Regions from separate parts of the Homo sapiens genome. Here all the other regions are linked to region 2. A link is a contact called in ENCODE Hi-C or POLR2A ChIA-PET data. All regions are on one chromosome and are shown on one strand. The core of a region is the stretch at or near the end of the contact, and the rest is flanking DNA. Distances in the headings are between cores, read along the strand shown.

Region 1 (2,987 bases), core at 84-2,583, 6.0 Mb after region 2:
AATATATTACTCACATATGTATCTGACTCACAAAGCCAGTTTTTCAGTTATGTTTTCTCTCAGGAAAATTTGTTGTATTCTTTCTAGTATTACTAATAAATATTAGAAAAGCACGTTGTGTTCTGCCAATGCAAGCATTATCTTCAAACTTACGTTGCAATCTGAAAAAATTTAGGCAAACTAAACAGTATTTCCAGAGTCCTGCCCCAAAGTATTACTAAAAGTCAAATTCCTTAATTCAATGAAAAGTGAAATAACGCACAGTGGCGCATGCCTGTAGTCCCAGCTTCTTGGGAGCCTGACACGGGAGGATCGCTTGAGCTCAGGAGTCTGAGACCAGCCTGAGCCAAATAAGGAGAACCTATCTTAAAAGGAAAAAAAAAAAAGTGGAATATAATGGGAAAAACGCACATCTTACCGTTCAAAAATTATGCTGAATTTTAAAAAGAAAAAATGAACTACGCTTAAAATAAATACACTGAAATTGTTTATCCCAAATGGCATTAATGCCCTTACATTTTGATATTTAGATCTGCCTCAAAAGACCTTTGAAGCTACATGATAAACTTCATGCCTACAAAGCTTGAGTTAGAGGTTATCTTTGTTAAAATAATACTGTTTGGATGCTCAGTTTTGGAAGTTTCCTCATAATTCTAAATTAAGATATTTAGCCGTAAGAGTAATACACTTATGTGTATGATTCTATAGCACTTGTTCTATAGCACTTGTACAAGCATAATGATCTTGAGTGGAACAGGCTTTATAATGAGCAAGCTATGATCTGTCTAACAGCGATACTCTGCAAACACGGGCTGAAAAGTTTCCTAAAATTCTGATGGTCATCTTCAAAGAAACTTGAACAGGAATCGATCTAATGGTGGACACAGAAAAATACCCAAGTCAACTCATGAACACTGGTAAGAAAAGGCTCTCTATAGCAACTAAAGTGTTGGGGAAAAAAAATCCAGGGAGCATAAACGATAAAGCTCAATTAACTGCTGCTTGTGTGATTCCACTTTATGGTCTTAAATACACAGTAGGCATTAGATATTTCTTTTGGGGTTTTTTTTTTTTAACAGAAATTTAGTATTTCAATTGCCCCTCCTCCACAGCTAACATCAGTGCCCTTTCTTCCTCCTCCCTTACCCCTCCCAACTCAAACAAATTAACATTTGTACTAGGTACCTCCTATCAGCTCGCAGCTTCTTCCCAAACACGCCCACGTACACTGAAACTGGCTTGCGTCTACACAACACACAGCTACAGGAAAAGAGCTTCGAGGGGGGAGCTGGGGCGGGGGGTTAATAATTCGCTCCGCACAGGTTTACGGCTATTTTCCAGAAACTAGTTCCTCGCTCGTGGCTCGCGTTTCTTCCAAATCACCTCAAAAGCACGGTGTTTATGAGCCTACCTAATCCGATACTGCAATGGAATTCCGGATATTTGCAGACAGATCTCCCGGCTTTGCAAGTGTTTGATGAGATACGTTCGGAATCTCCTTTTTTTTCTAGAGCCCGGTTCCAGGCCGTAGAGCAAGCCGACCTGGGGCTGCGGCCCCTGCCCCACACCCGGCCCGCGCGCCCGGCCCGAGGCCAGCACAGGACGCAGCCCCTCCGGGGCCGGGGCTGGCGGGGGCCGCTCGGGCTGCGGGCCGCTCTGCAACAGGTCACCCTGACCGCGACTCCGCGGGTTCGCGGGCGGCCAACTCTGCGGCCAGGCTTCTGGGCGCAGCCGCCAGGGCCAGGGGAGGGGGTGTGGCCCGGCTTCTGCTGGTCCTGGCTCCGAGGTCCGGGATCGGGCTCACCTGAAGGAAGACTGAGGCGCCGCTGGGCGCCAGAACAGAGCGGGCGGAGGCTGGGGGCTTCCGCCACCCAAGAGGGAGAGCGAGGCGGGTTCAAGGGGTCGCAGCGCCCCCGGCTTCAGGACGGCGCCCCCGAGCGGGGACCCCACGGCCGCTCCGACTCTGAGAACCCGCGGCCGAGGGAGGCGCGCCGCCCAGCGCCCTTCTCCCTCAGCCTCAGCCCCAGCTCCGCAGCCCCCTCCCTGCGCGCAGGGCGAGCAGCCCCGGGGCCCGCGGCCGGGAGAGCCACACTCCGCAGCGCCGCCGCCGCCATTCCCCGCGCCGCCCGGGGGGCGCCGCGTACCCACCCTCCCTCCCTCCCTCCCCCGCACCGCCCCGCGGCCTGAGCCCACCGACCTGTGCAGCCGCGGCCGTCGCCTCAGAGGACGGAAAGACGATGCCGGCCTCACGCTTCACCGCCACGGCCGCCGCCGCCTAGAGTAGCACTCGTCGACCCGAACAGTCACCGTCTCTCATTCAGCGCCCGCAGCAGCCGCCGCCGCCGCCGCCGCTGCCGCTCGGGGGAGGAGAGTGAGCTGGAACCACCCCGTCCGCGCCAGGGGTGGGGGACGAGAGCGGACCTGGCGGGGGCGCGCGCCAAGCGGGCGGGGCGGAGCCGCGCGCGCGCGCGCACCAACGGAGCGCGCTCGCGGGGGCTCTGAGAGCTGCAGCCGTCAGGGTCTTAACCTCGCGCTTCCCGCCCGCAGCTTTTCGGCCCCGCGGAGCCCAACTGCCGCCGGTGATCGGTGCCCGCAGCGCGCGCAGCCATCCGCAACCCCACCGCCCGGCGCCTGCTGAAAGGAGGGGCTCCCACCGGCCAAACAACGGGGGGGGGAAGGGGTAGGAGGATGGACAGGTGGGGCGTCCGCCACCGCCTGGCCACCCGCTCCCGGAACGCGGCCCTCTGTGAAATCCGCCGTGATGTCTGTGGCCTTCAGCGCCGGGCTCTTCACCTTTAAGGCCAGAGAACAAAGTCTGGAAGCACTTGGCCCCAAGATCAAATATCCAGCCCACGCCAGCGGTGTTTTTAGAAGTCACTGAGGACAAATGAGGGGGCTCCCAATGTGGAGAGTCACCCCACTGTCTTAGATAAGGTCATAAATTATGGTGATCAACATCCTCACACATTAAGATTCGGGAAGTGTTA
Region 2 (3,087 bases), core at 279-2,778:
TATAATTTGGTAATTAATTGCACGTGGACCCCGAAGGCTAAAGATGAGTTGACAATGATTCCGATGCATTAATTTGAATCAGAAAACATCTTACGTTTGAGCTACCCTTGGGCTAGACATTAGGACATTTCTATTAGGGAGGTGGAAATGTGGGTCTAATGATCAGGACAGATATTGATTTAGAAATCAACCACAGAGATATGTTGGCTGAATCCTTATGAGAAGAAATCACCAAGGAATAATTAGAGTACAGAGAGAAAAAGGACAAAAAGAAAACCTTAAGGGAACACCTGTATTTTAATATAAAGTAGCGAGAGAATGAAGGAAAACGGGTCAGCCAGAGAAGAGGTAAGAGGTTAAGAGGTAAGAGGTAAGGTGATAAAAGTCAAGGAAGAAACGTTTCCAGAAAGACCGCCGAATACTGCTTAAAGGACACGTAAGTAATTTACTGTGGTCACAGAGATCACATCGAAGCTCCTAAACTCCGCACCTATTGAATGACCACACTAGAAAAACAATGTGGTTTTTCAAGAGGAACCGATGTGTCATTTTACCAATAGTTAACCTGGGACTCGGTCATCAAAATTCATTGCAAGTTCCAATCTCCTTCATTAAACCTTCTTTGCAGCCCACACAGCTCTCCTTACATTGAGCTTTTGAGGTAACTATTATTAATCATGTACGAGGACCCACGTGCTCCTTCATCCTTGTAGTACTGCGCGGTGGTTAAATGCAAGGGCTTCCGAATCAGAGGCTGGATGGATTCTAATACAGCAGTGTGACGAGCTCTTGTTAACCAACTTTTCTAAGCCTCTGTTTTCTCGTCTGCAAAAGGGGGATGGTGGTACTTACTCTATCAGAGTTGAGAAGAGTGCATGAGATGATTGCGAGTAAAAACCTTAGCGCAATGCCTTCAAAGGCTCAATTCATTTTGCTGTTACTGTGTTTTGGAATTTCCCTGAGGGTAGACGACTACTCCAACACTATTCCCTAACGCAGCAGCACTGACATGGGGACAGTGCGCCTCATTCAGCCAGCTCTCTGGGAAACAACTTTCTGAGGAAGAGAGATAAACAGCTGACGGGTTTCCCGGGACTCCGCAGCCCACCGAGACAGGGTTGACTGTAGGGCGCCGAGGAAAGGGGGAGGTGGGATCCCAGCAACCACTGGCGACCTCGGAGGACCGCAAGTCCCAGGGTGCAGCGCGCCTACCCCGGGTAGAAGCGAGAGACACGGCTCCGAGTCGGCTCGCGGGAGAGCCGGGGAAGAAGCAGTGCACACTGGGACTGGTAGTCCTCAGGGGGCAACTCCGCGGGTCGGAGGCGGGTCGAAGCGAGAGATCCCTTCCCAGTCCCGCCTTTTGTCCACGTCTCACTTCTCCTGGCCAATGCCCTCTCCAGTCGCCGGAGACAGCCCCTCTCCCATGAGGTCTCCATTGGTCCTGAGGCTCTACGGCTTCGGCCCTACCCGGAAGTAACGTTGGGGAGGCGGTTTCCTAGACTACGACACCGGAAAGCTGGGGGAGGCGCTCCGGGATACTGAGGGCGGAGGGCGGTGGCAGCGCTGGCGCTGGGGACCGGCTTGGTGGCTTCGGGAAACAGTTTGGCGCCGGCGGCCGTCCGTGTTACTCCGCATCCCGCCCCGTCTCGGCACGGCTAGCAGCCCCCTGGCCACCAGCGTCCAGCAATGTGTCTCACCGGCCGGGCGTAGCAGCTGCGCGTGCGCGGAACCGCGGGGCCATGAGCGAAGCCGGCGGCCGGGGCTGTGGGTCCCCGGTTCCCCAGCGAGCGCGATGGAGACTAGTGGCGGCGACGGCCGCGTTCTGCCTGGTGTCGGCCACCTCCGTGTGGACGGCGGGGGCCGAGCCCATGAGTAGGGAGGAGAAACAGAAGCTTGGGTAAGGGTGCTGGCAGCCTGGGGTGGGTTTCTCGGTGAGGCTGACAACAGGAGGGGTGCCTGTCATTGCGACCCGGTCGCGTAGTGGCCTCTCCTGTCGCGATTGGAACGGCTCTTCCCGCGCGAGAACCCTAGAGGGGTGGACAGGGTCCGGGGAGGTGGGAACCGCCGCCCGCGACCTGACCTCGGGGGAGCTGACGGGGTGTCGCCCTGGCCGCCGGTGACATGTGCAGGCTCCTTGAAGCCAGGCGCGGTGTGTCAACGCGGCTGCCATGTCAGTGGCCCAAGAAGGGGGCTACAGCCCGCATCGCTGCGCGCTGGAGTTCTGCGGTTGGCTGCCTGTCGACCGAAGCATGGTTAGCTTTCTCGCGCAAGTGAGCTTCCAACTGGGAAAATGTTGCTGATCTCACAGTAGTTAAGGAAATGATGTTTACACCTGTTACGGAAAAGGGGGCGTTCATTGGAACTTGAACTTTACACATTTTACTATTTCCTTGCAGTGTTTTCTTGCACTGTATTTTCATAATAGAATGTTTGGGGGGAAATTATTCAAAAGTCTCAAGTATACCTATTCAGTAGTTTTTATCCGTCTTGGAAGTGTGTTAAAATTATCAATTCTATTTACACCATTTAATTCAGAGTAATACATACACGAGGTCCTACACATGAATAAGAAAAAAGCGAAGAACCAGTAGGAAATGGGAGAAAGGCATGAACGGTTAAGCCAGAAGAGGAAATGGAAGTGGTAAATAAACATGAAAAGTTACTCAACCTCCATAAACGTAGGAGATGCAGATTAAAACGAGGAGCTAGCTGGTTTTTGCCCATCAGATTAGTAAATATAATACAAAACACAAGGATACGGTTCTGGTTAGTTAAGGAATAGAAAAAAAAGGCTTAGTGAGAGTGTAAATTGCTGTAACTTATTGGTAGTATCTACTAAAATTTAAATTGTGCACACTTTGATTCATCAGTTCTATTTCTGAGAATCTACCCTAAGAAAATAAAAGCACTCTTAATGCAGAGATAGATCCAGCCTGGGCAACAAGAGCGAAACTCTGTCTCGAAAAAAAAAAAAAAAAGTGCATTTTGAAAGAACAGCTCTTCCTTGGAGGAAATGGTTCAATAGGGTACGTTCATATTATGGAATAATATTGAGACATTAAGAAGAAGGAAGTACGTCACTGGAAG
Region 3 (3,118 bases), core at 558-3,057, 5.7 Mb after region 2:
TGTCTTGATCATCTTTTACCTGTATCCATATTTATCACTGCACTTTATCATGAGTGAGGCTGAGAGTCTGAATTATACTTGTGTGTGCCTTTGTATTCTCCTTTGATAAGTAATTTCAAATGGGAAAGGGACTCCTGCTGACTGATTCCATTGTACGGTTCGAGAGGCCAAAGTCCAACATCTTTGCAAACTTTAGAAAAGTTATTAATAGAATACATTGATTTTAAATCTCCCTGAGATTGGCTATGAGTCTGGGCAAATAATTTAGCATCTTTACCATTTGTACCTCAGTTTCTCAGACAGTCGTGATAACGAATCATATTTGAGGAAGTGCTCTAAGCTTAGCTCAAAGATCCTGCATAAACTCAAGGAATGTTTGTAATACATAAGAACACTGAGATCTCTAACCAGATTTTTAGAAATCAACGCCAGTGAAATTTTTGCAAGAATTTACAACGCAAAAAACATAGGCGTGGCTAATAAATGGCAATAGTAATTTGTACCAGATTATAGATTTATAAAGTCCTACAGTTTAAAGGCTAAAGGCTAAAAAAAACCCCACATTCCTACTTCCCTTCCAAGTGAGAAATCAAACCTCCAGAGGGAAGCTGGCTGGGTGGGGAAGATGCTGATATCTGGCACTAGACCCAAGTCGCAATAGCAAGCAACTCTCATTTTCCCAAATTAGAAACTCCTTATCCATCCCAATGATGGTATGGTCTTTAAAAGGACTAATAATTCCATTAAGACTAACCAAGCCCTGTTACCCCTACTTTCCCTCCAATCCATCCTTCTACCCCTTCTCTTCTTATCCGGAGACTGGCAGGTTAACAGAAGTCAGATTAGAATGAATCTCTTATCAGAACCCACAATCAAGGACGCAGCTCGACAACTATTCACATTCATCATTAAGGGAAACGTATCGGTCCGCTCTTAATCGCGGGGCCGTCACACCCGGAAATGAAATCTCAAGCGCAGCCCACTGAGGGCTAACACAGCATTCGTTAAGTTGTGCCCTTCTGCGAGCGCCCGGCGCAGGACCCCAGGAGACCGCGGGCCCCGGGCACGGTTGCCCCGCCTTCCGCCTCCGGCCTGCAGGTCACTCGCGCTTCCCGGCCACGAGGCGGGCCCAGCAAAGACCCCGCGAGGGCGCGCTCCCTGGGCTGCCTCAACGGGCGCTCCGGGGAACACAAGAGAGGCACCGGGGCCAATCGCCTCTGGGGACCGCGCAAGGGGACGAGAGACGGTCACTAGAAGGACCTCTGGCAGCCTGAGGCGGCCCCAGGTGGGCCCGCGCCTCAGGTGGGCCAGGGACGTGGCGGCCGAGGCCGCGTCCCTTCAGCCGCGACCGCACACAGGGACACGCGGCCCGAGCGGGTCTCCCAGGAAGCCTCGGGCCCTCGCCCGGGACCCGCCCGCAGCCACTCGGGGACGGCTCAGGGCACCCGGTGCCCGGCCCCTCAGGGAGGCGCCCCGCCCCCAGGCGGCCCCAGCCCGGCGCGCGCTACGTACCGTGCCCCGCCCGCGTGCCGGTCCGCATTTTCCCGCCCGCCGCGCCGGGGGCGGGGGTCGCGCGCCCTCCCCCGCCCCCGCGCCACTCACCTGTCGGGCCCTAGGCTCGCTCCATGGCCGCCCGCGCGGTGCGGTGCGGCGCGGCCCCGGCCGCCCCCGCCGCCTCCGGGGAGGGGCAGCCCCACGCCGCGCTCACCGCCCCCAGCCGCCGCCGCCGCCACAGCGGCTCCGGCCCACCCCCGGCCCGGCCATTCCCAGGCCACCTCTCGCCGCGCAGAGCGGCAGTCCCACACCCACCCCCCCGCCTCCGAGGCCCCCGGCTGTTGGTACCGTCCTAGCGTAGCGCCTGCCCGACGGCCAATCCCAGCGCTCGCTCGGCGCGGCCCCGCCCCCGCCCAGTAGGCGGCCCCTACCGGACCCGCTCCGGACTGCCCCCCTTAACCTCTTCCATACCGGGCCCGTCCGCTTAACTCCCTCGGCGCCGGCGCCGGTCTCCTGCCGGCCGCGCCGCCCTGCCCGCTTACATAAACTGGCCTCTCACTTCTCACTTCCTTCGCTCTTTTTTCTTTTTCTGTATTTGTCCTCCATCCCCCACCCCGTCTTCTCTTTTTCTTTCCTGCTTTTCTTAGGTAGGTAGGCAGCCAAGCAGCAGGACTGGAGAGTTGCGGTCCCCTAGGTCGAGTTCTGTTTGTGAGAAGCATTTTCCCTCCTCCTGTTGCCTTTTTAATTTGCCTTGACTTCTGCTCGGAACTTCTGCCTATCTAAATGTATCCCCCGCTTCTTTTGCCCAGAAAAAGGCTAGCCTTTCCACACTGAGTGCAAATGGCTCTTCATTCGGACCAGAGCGGAGCGTCCTGCTACATACTTTCAGGAGCATCTCACAAAATTATGATTCATTTACTGTAATATTAGTTGTTTTACATCTGTTTTTTGCTAAGGACCGTAAGCCCCATGAGGGCAGGTCAGTCGCTCCTGGGTCGCCAATGCCCGACCGTAGTGCACCCAGTGGGCGCGGATAAATCGTGTGAATGAAAGATTCTGCCTTCCCTTTGTTTGCTTTCAGCTGACTTATACAGAGCCGCCACTGTGTCCATCCATTTATTCACCATATACTAAAGCGCAAACTTAGTGTGCCTGACCCTGAAATATAATGCAGGTTACTCCATGGAATAAGATGCGTGATGGGGAAAGACTGAGCTGACACTTTTTCTTCAGGCCACATAGTTCATTTAATCAGTAAGGCGTACTGAACAGAATTCTTTCTTACTGGCTGTATGATACTGGATGTGCCAGTTAACTTTGCTGAGCATCAGTTTCCTTAACTGGAAAATGGGAGTTAATAACTTCACAGGGTTGTTGTAAGGATTAAGTTAGGAAATGTATGGGGAAAGTACTCTAAGATTATTGTGTATGATTAGGTGTTATTCGTCTGTATATTTGCTGAGCATTTACTATCAGGAGATCCTAGAGAAATAATTGGGCTTGACACTTGCTCCGGACAATGTAGTTAGGGAGGCAGCATTAATCACTGCAGGAGACGTACAGTCAAATGCAGAAGGCATTGTATTAGCTTTTTGCTGCGTGTAGTTGAAAAGGTTTGGAGGTT
Region 4 (3,466 bases), core at 861-3,360, 8.3 Mb before region 2:
AAAGTCTCTTTATAATTTATTTGAAAATGCTGCCTTTCATCTCAAGAAGTCAAACACATTTGCAGATTATTCCTTTTTAAATGAAGTCAAAGCTGACATATCTATGAGAGTGCATGACAAATGTAAAGAAACAACAATAGAAAATTGGGCCCATGATAGAGGTTTGTTTACCCATGATACAGGTATCTGAATCCACTGATCAATGTGATGCTATAAAAACTGATGAGGAAGGAACTGTGGCAAAAATGACAGCATGCTAGTCTGAGGGGAGCTGCCAACTGGTTGCCACGTGGTATGGAACTAGTAGTTGCCAGATCTCATTTTTCTCAAAGACCCAGAAATCTGGCTTTTTATGTAAACTCTCAGGATTAAACGTTAACATAATGAAAGGCATCTTAACCCCCTTCTCTGCTTACTTCTAGATTGTGCCAAAGGCTAAATTTTCAGTTTGGTCTTTCTACAATAGGTACCATGTTAATTAAGTTGGGTATCAAGTACATTTTAGTTTTGATGTATTTTGCACAGAAAACATTTTCAAGTTCATAGCAATATTACAGATTAAAAAAAATACCACAAACTACTTTGGGCTCTGATGCCAATCATTCTGGACTCTGTGCCTCTTAAACTTTTCCAATAAAGTATCTCAAGGAAATATACTGTACAGAATCCTCCTAGTCTCCAAGTTGAGGGCAGAGTTTCCGGAGATAAACTTCAAGAAAGTTACAAAAAAAATTTTTTTTAAACCAACACTTCATACAAATTTTGGCTTCTACCCCATAGCGTACTCAGGCTCCTTTTAATACAAAAGCTGCTCTGTTGCTTCCCTCAATAAAATTTACCACGTTTATTTCATGGCTTCACATAATCTGTAGCACAAGGCTCCCTAACTCCAGGGCACAAGTCACCTATTTGAGAAGGAAGGAGTCAGAGTTTTACCCACTAAAACATTTTTTTTTTCTGGAAGCCAAAGGTCTTTCTTGGAATATGTAGCTTTTAAGGAGTAAATATACACTTAACGACTTCAATATACTCTTAAAAACTTTAATCTTAACACTATAGTATTCTATAAGAGCCTGCTGAATGAGGGCAATTTAGTAAATATTTAGTAAATATTTGGTTTAACTCATCATCCAGTTTTAGAACCATTCCAAATGTTTTTAGATTAATACACGACATTTGTTTTCAACCTAATTTTCCCTTGACGCACCGCATCCCCTTCCACTAGTCTAGCAGCCCCATGGACAAACCTTTCTCCTCTCCCTCGTTATTCCTCTGTGATAAATTCACCCTGTCTTCCCACAAAGATCCTTCTTCCAAAACCCAGATCCCGGGCGACGCCTCTCCGCGCAGAAGCCGCGGGAGAAGGAGGAGAAAGAGGAGGAGTAAAGCAGGCCCTCTCGACGTCGGCCTGTGGGGAGCGATGCCGACAAGCAGGAGCGGTCCCGGCTTCGGAAAGGGCCCACCCTGAGGAATGGTCCGGCCGGGCCTAGCGAGGATGTCCCTACCGCGATGCTGGTTCCGTTACCCAGGGTGGACAGGCGCGGAAGCGGGACGGGGAAGAGCGATAGTTTCGCGGCGTTTGCCCAGCCTCAACCCCTGGGATGCGGGTGAGAGACATGGAGGACTGGTCAGAATTTGCGCGTCCCTGGGGCCGCACAAAAGGCTCCCAGCCGGCCTCCCGCAATGTCCTCACCTGTACCTGGCAGCCGACCCCCTGGATCCGCAGCGCCGCCAGGAGAAGTCCTGCGCAGCGCTGGGAAACGACAAAAGAAGGCAGCCTGACGGGCAGCGACAGCCACAGCAACAGCAACAGCCCCACTGCCGCCGGGGATTCCAGGTTCGGTTCCCGGGAACGAGTCCTGCCCCTCTTCTTTTGCCCCGCCTCCGCCCCAGAGGGGCGAGGATCCCGGATGTTGCCTCCTCGGCGCTGTGAATCACCGCCCTTTCTTCTCAGGCCCCAGCCCTTCCGAATCCGCTACGGGTGCTGCAAGGCCTGGGAAGAGTTTCGATGTCTCTAGGGTGGCTAGAGCGTCCTCCCGCGCTCAGTCGCGCTGCAGGTGACGGCGCCCGGAGGCTGTCGGGAAGTAGGCGGGGTGACGTGTGGTTGACGAGCTCGGCGGCGGGTTTGCTGAGATCTGTGGCCGGCGGCAGCTGGTGCGGGGGGCAGCTGAGAGCGAGAGGTGGATCGGGGCGGTGTGTGGCCAGGGCCATGACGGGCAATGCCGGGGAGTGGTGCCTCATGGAAAGCGACCCCGGGGTCTTCACCGAGCTCATTAAAGGATTCGGTGAGAACCAAGGGGACCGTCCTGGGCCTGGGGTCACGGGAGGAGGCCCAAGCTGGGCATGGAGTGGTTCCCTGCGGCCACCGCCGCCCCGCGTCTGGAGAGGTGACTTCAGGAACCTGGAGTCCGGGTGGGGGAAATGTAGATGTTCTGCCCTCTCCTCAGCTCGAGACAGTCGCGTTTCCACAGTAATTTGTAGAGCCACACCACGAGGGCAAGGATCGTGTCAGTCTTGTGCCTGCTGCATCCTCAGGACCTGGCACCCAAATCCTGTAATTGACTTGAGGGCCCTCGCTCCCCAAGCTCTTAAGCACGTATTGCCCTTTGCACTGCCCCTTCTCTGCGGCGCGCACCTTATCCCGGGCTGGTGAGGTCAAGTGCATTGCTCAGGCCATTAGTCCTGCAGAAGCCACCCTAGGGTGCGCCTTCTCAAGGGTGAGGTGTCTGCGGCTCAAGCCGCCCAGGAACTCGAGATTCTGGTTATTCAAAGCAGAACGCCTTGAATGTGTGAATAGCTCTTCGGGACGTCCACACACGCTGACTGCGTGGGCCTGAAAGGCCACTTCACTGGTTCCGCTCTCTGCTCATTTCTGGCTTCCGGTGAAGTGAGTTTTCTTGAGCTAGTGTTCTAGACTAGAGGCCACATGCTTTCCTCACAGTTTCTCTCTGGCTGTATTTAGTGCCTTTCGTCCTAAATAATCAACACATTTTACTTTTTATCCTTCCCTATTTATCTTGTTCTTAGTCTCTTCTTTGGACAGTACGTTTTTATCTATTTCCCAAGTGTTATTGACTCTACGATGTTAAAACTTTTACGCGGGATTAACAATTAAACGTTGATGTAGATATTGCCTGTTGTACACAGCTTAATATTTGGAATGTCATTTATCAAGCATATGTTGTTCATCTTCTATATCTCAGGCACAGTGGTAAGGATTGGGAAATTTTCTTTTTTTTGTTTGAGACAGAGTCTCGCTCTGTCGCCCAGGCTGGAGTGCAGTGGCGCGATCTTGGCCCACTGCAACCTCCATCTCTCGGGGTCAAGCGAATCTCCTACTTCAGCCTCCCGAGTAGCTGGGATTACAGGCACGCGCCACCATGCCCGGCTAATTTTTTTTTTTTTAGTAGAGACAGGGTTTCACCATGCTGGCCAGGCTGGTCTCAGCTCCTGACCTCGTGATCCA

The links. A loop is a pair of places that touch in the nucleus more often than their neighbours do. ChIA-PET counts read pairs that join two places held with the same protein, here RNA polymerase II (POLR2A). Pooled maps may share reads with other maps.
Region 1: a loop to region 2 is called in a map of naive thymus-derived CD4-positive, alpha-beta T cell, with 16 times the contacts of the local background. The contact joins the promoter of RALGPS2-AS1 here to the promoter of EDEM3 in region 2. A Hi-C loop is called at or near these places in 1 of 168 maps with a recorded cell type or tissue (naive thymus-derived CD4-positive, alpha-beta T cell) and 2 of 50 pooled maps. POLR2A ChIA-PET finds 5 or more read pairs at or near these places in 1 of 52 experiments (Caco-2).
Region 3: a loop to region 2 is called in a pooled map, with 11 times the contacts of the local background. The contact joins the promoter of FAM20B here to the promoter of EDEM3 in region 2. A Hi-C loop is called at or near these places in 1 of 37 single-sample maps with no recorded cell type and 7 of 50 pooled maps. POLR2A ChIA-PET finds 5 or more read pairs at or near these places in 1 of 52 experiments (activated T-cell).
Region 4: a loop to region 2 is called in a pooled map, with 17 times the contacts of the local background. The contact joins the promoter of UCHL5 here to the promoter of EDEM3 in region 2. A Hi-C loop is called at or near these places in 5 of 50 pooled maps.

What each region holds. Positions count from the first base shown.
Region 1 is chr1:178,724,630-178,727,616 of GRCh38, reverse strand. RALGPS2-AS1 (RALGPS2 antisense RNA 1) reads left to right here and starts at 1,333. Exons shown (of 1, transcript NR_187252.1): 1 at 1,333-2,987. RALGPS2 (Ral GEF with PH domain and SH3 binding motif 2) reads right to left here and starts at 2,373. Exons shown (of 20, transcript NM_152663.5): 1 at 2,198-2,373. RefSeq lists silencers at 1,564-1,793, 1,994-2,113, 2,374-2,543, 2,445-2,599 and an enhancer at 1,434-2,023.
Region 2 is chr1:184,753,299-184,756,385 of GRCh38, reverse strand. EDEM3 (ER degradation enhancing alpha-mannosidase like protein 3) reads left to right here and starts at 1,528. Exons shown (of 20, transcript NM_025191.4): 1 at 1,528-1,897. The coding sequence starts at 1,740. It overlaps LOC105371649 (a long non-coding RNA gene), which reads right to left and starts at 1,212. Exons shown (of 3, transcript XR_922357.4): 1 at 853-1,212. RefSeq lists enhancers at 1,275-1,374, 1,845-1,944.
Region 3 is chr1:179,024,583-179,027,700 of GRCh38, reverse strand. It overlaps FAM20B (FAM20B glycosaminoglycan xylosylkinase), which reads right to left and starts at 1,807. Exons shown (of 8, transcript NM_014864.4): 1 at 1,603-1,807. RefSeq lists silencers at 1,021-1,760, 1,801-1,990.
Region 4 is chr1:193,058,004-193,061,469 of GRCh38, reverse strand. UCHL5 (ubiquitin C-terminal hydrolase L5) reads left to right here and starts at 2,110. Exons shown (of 11, transcript NM_001199261.3): 1 at 2,110-2,285. The coding sequence starts at 2,210. RO60 (Ro60, Y RNA binding protein) reads right to left here and starts at 1,858. Exons shown (of 9, transcript NM_001173524.2): 1 at 1,694-1,858. RefSeq lists enhancers at 959-1,691, 1,759-2,288, 1,692-2,424, 2,449-2,758.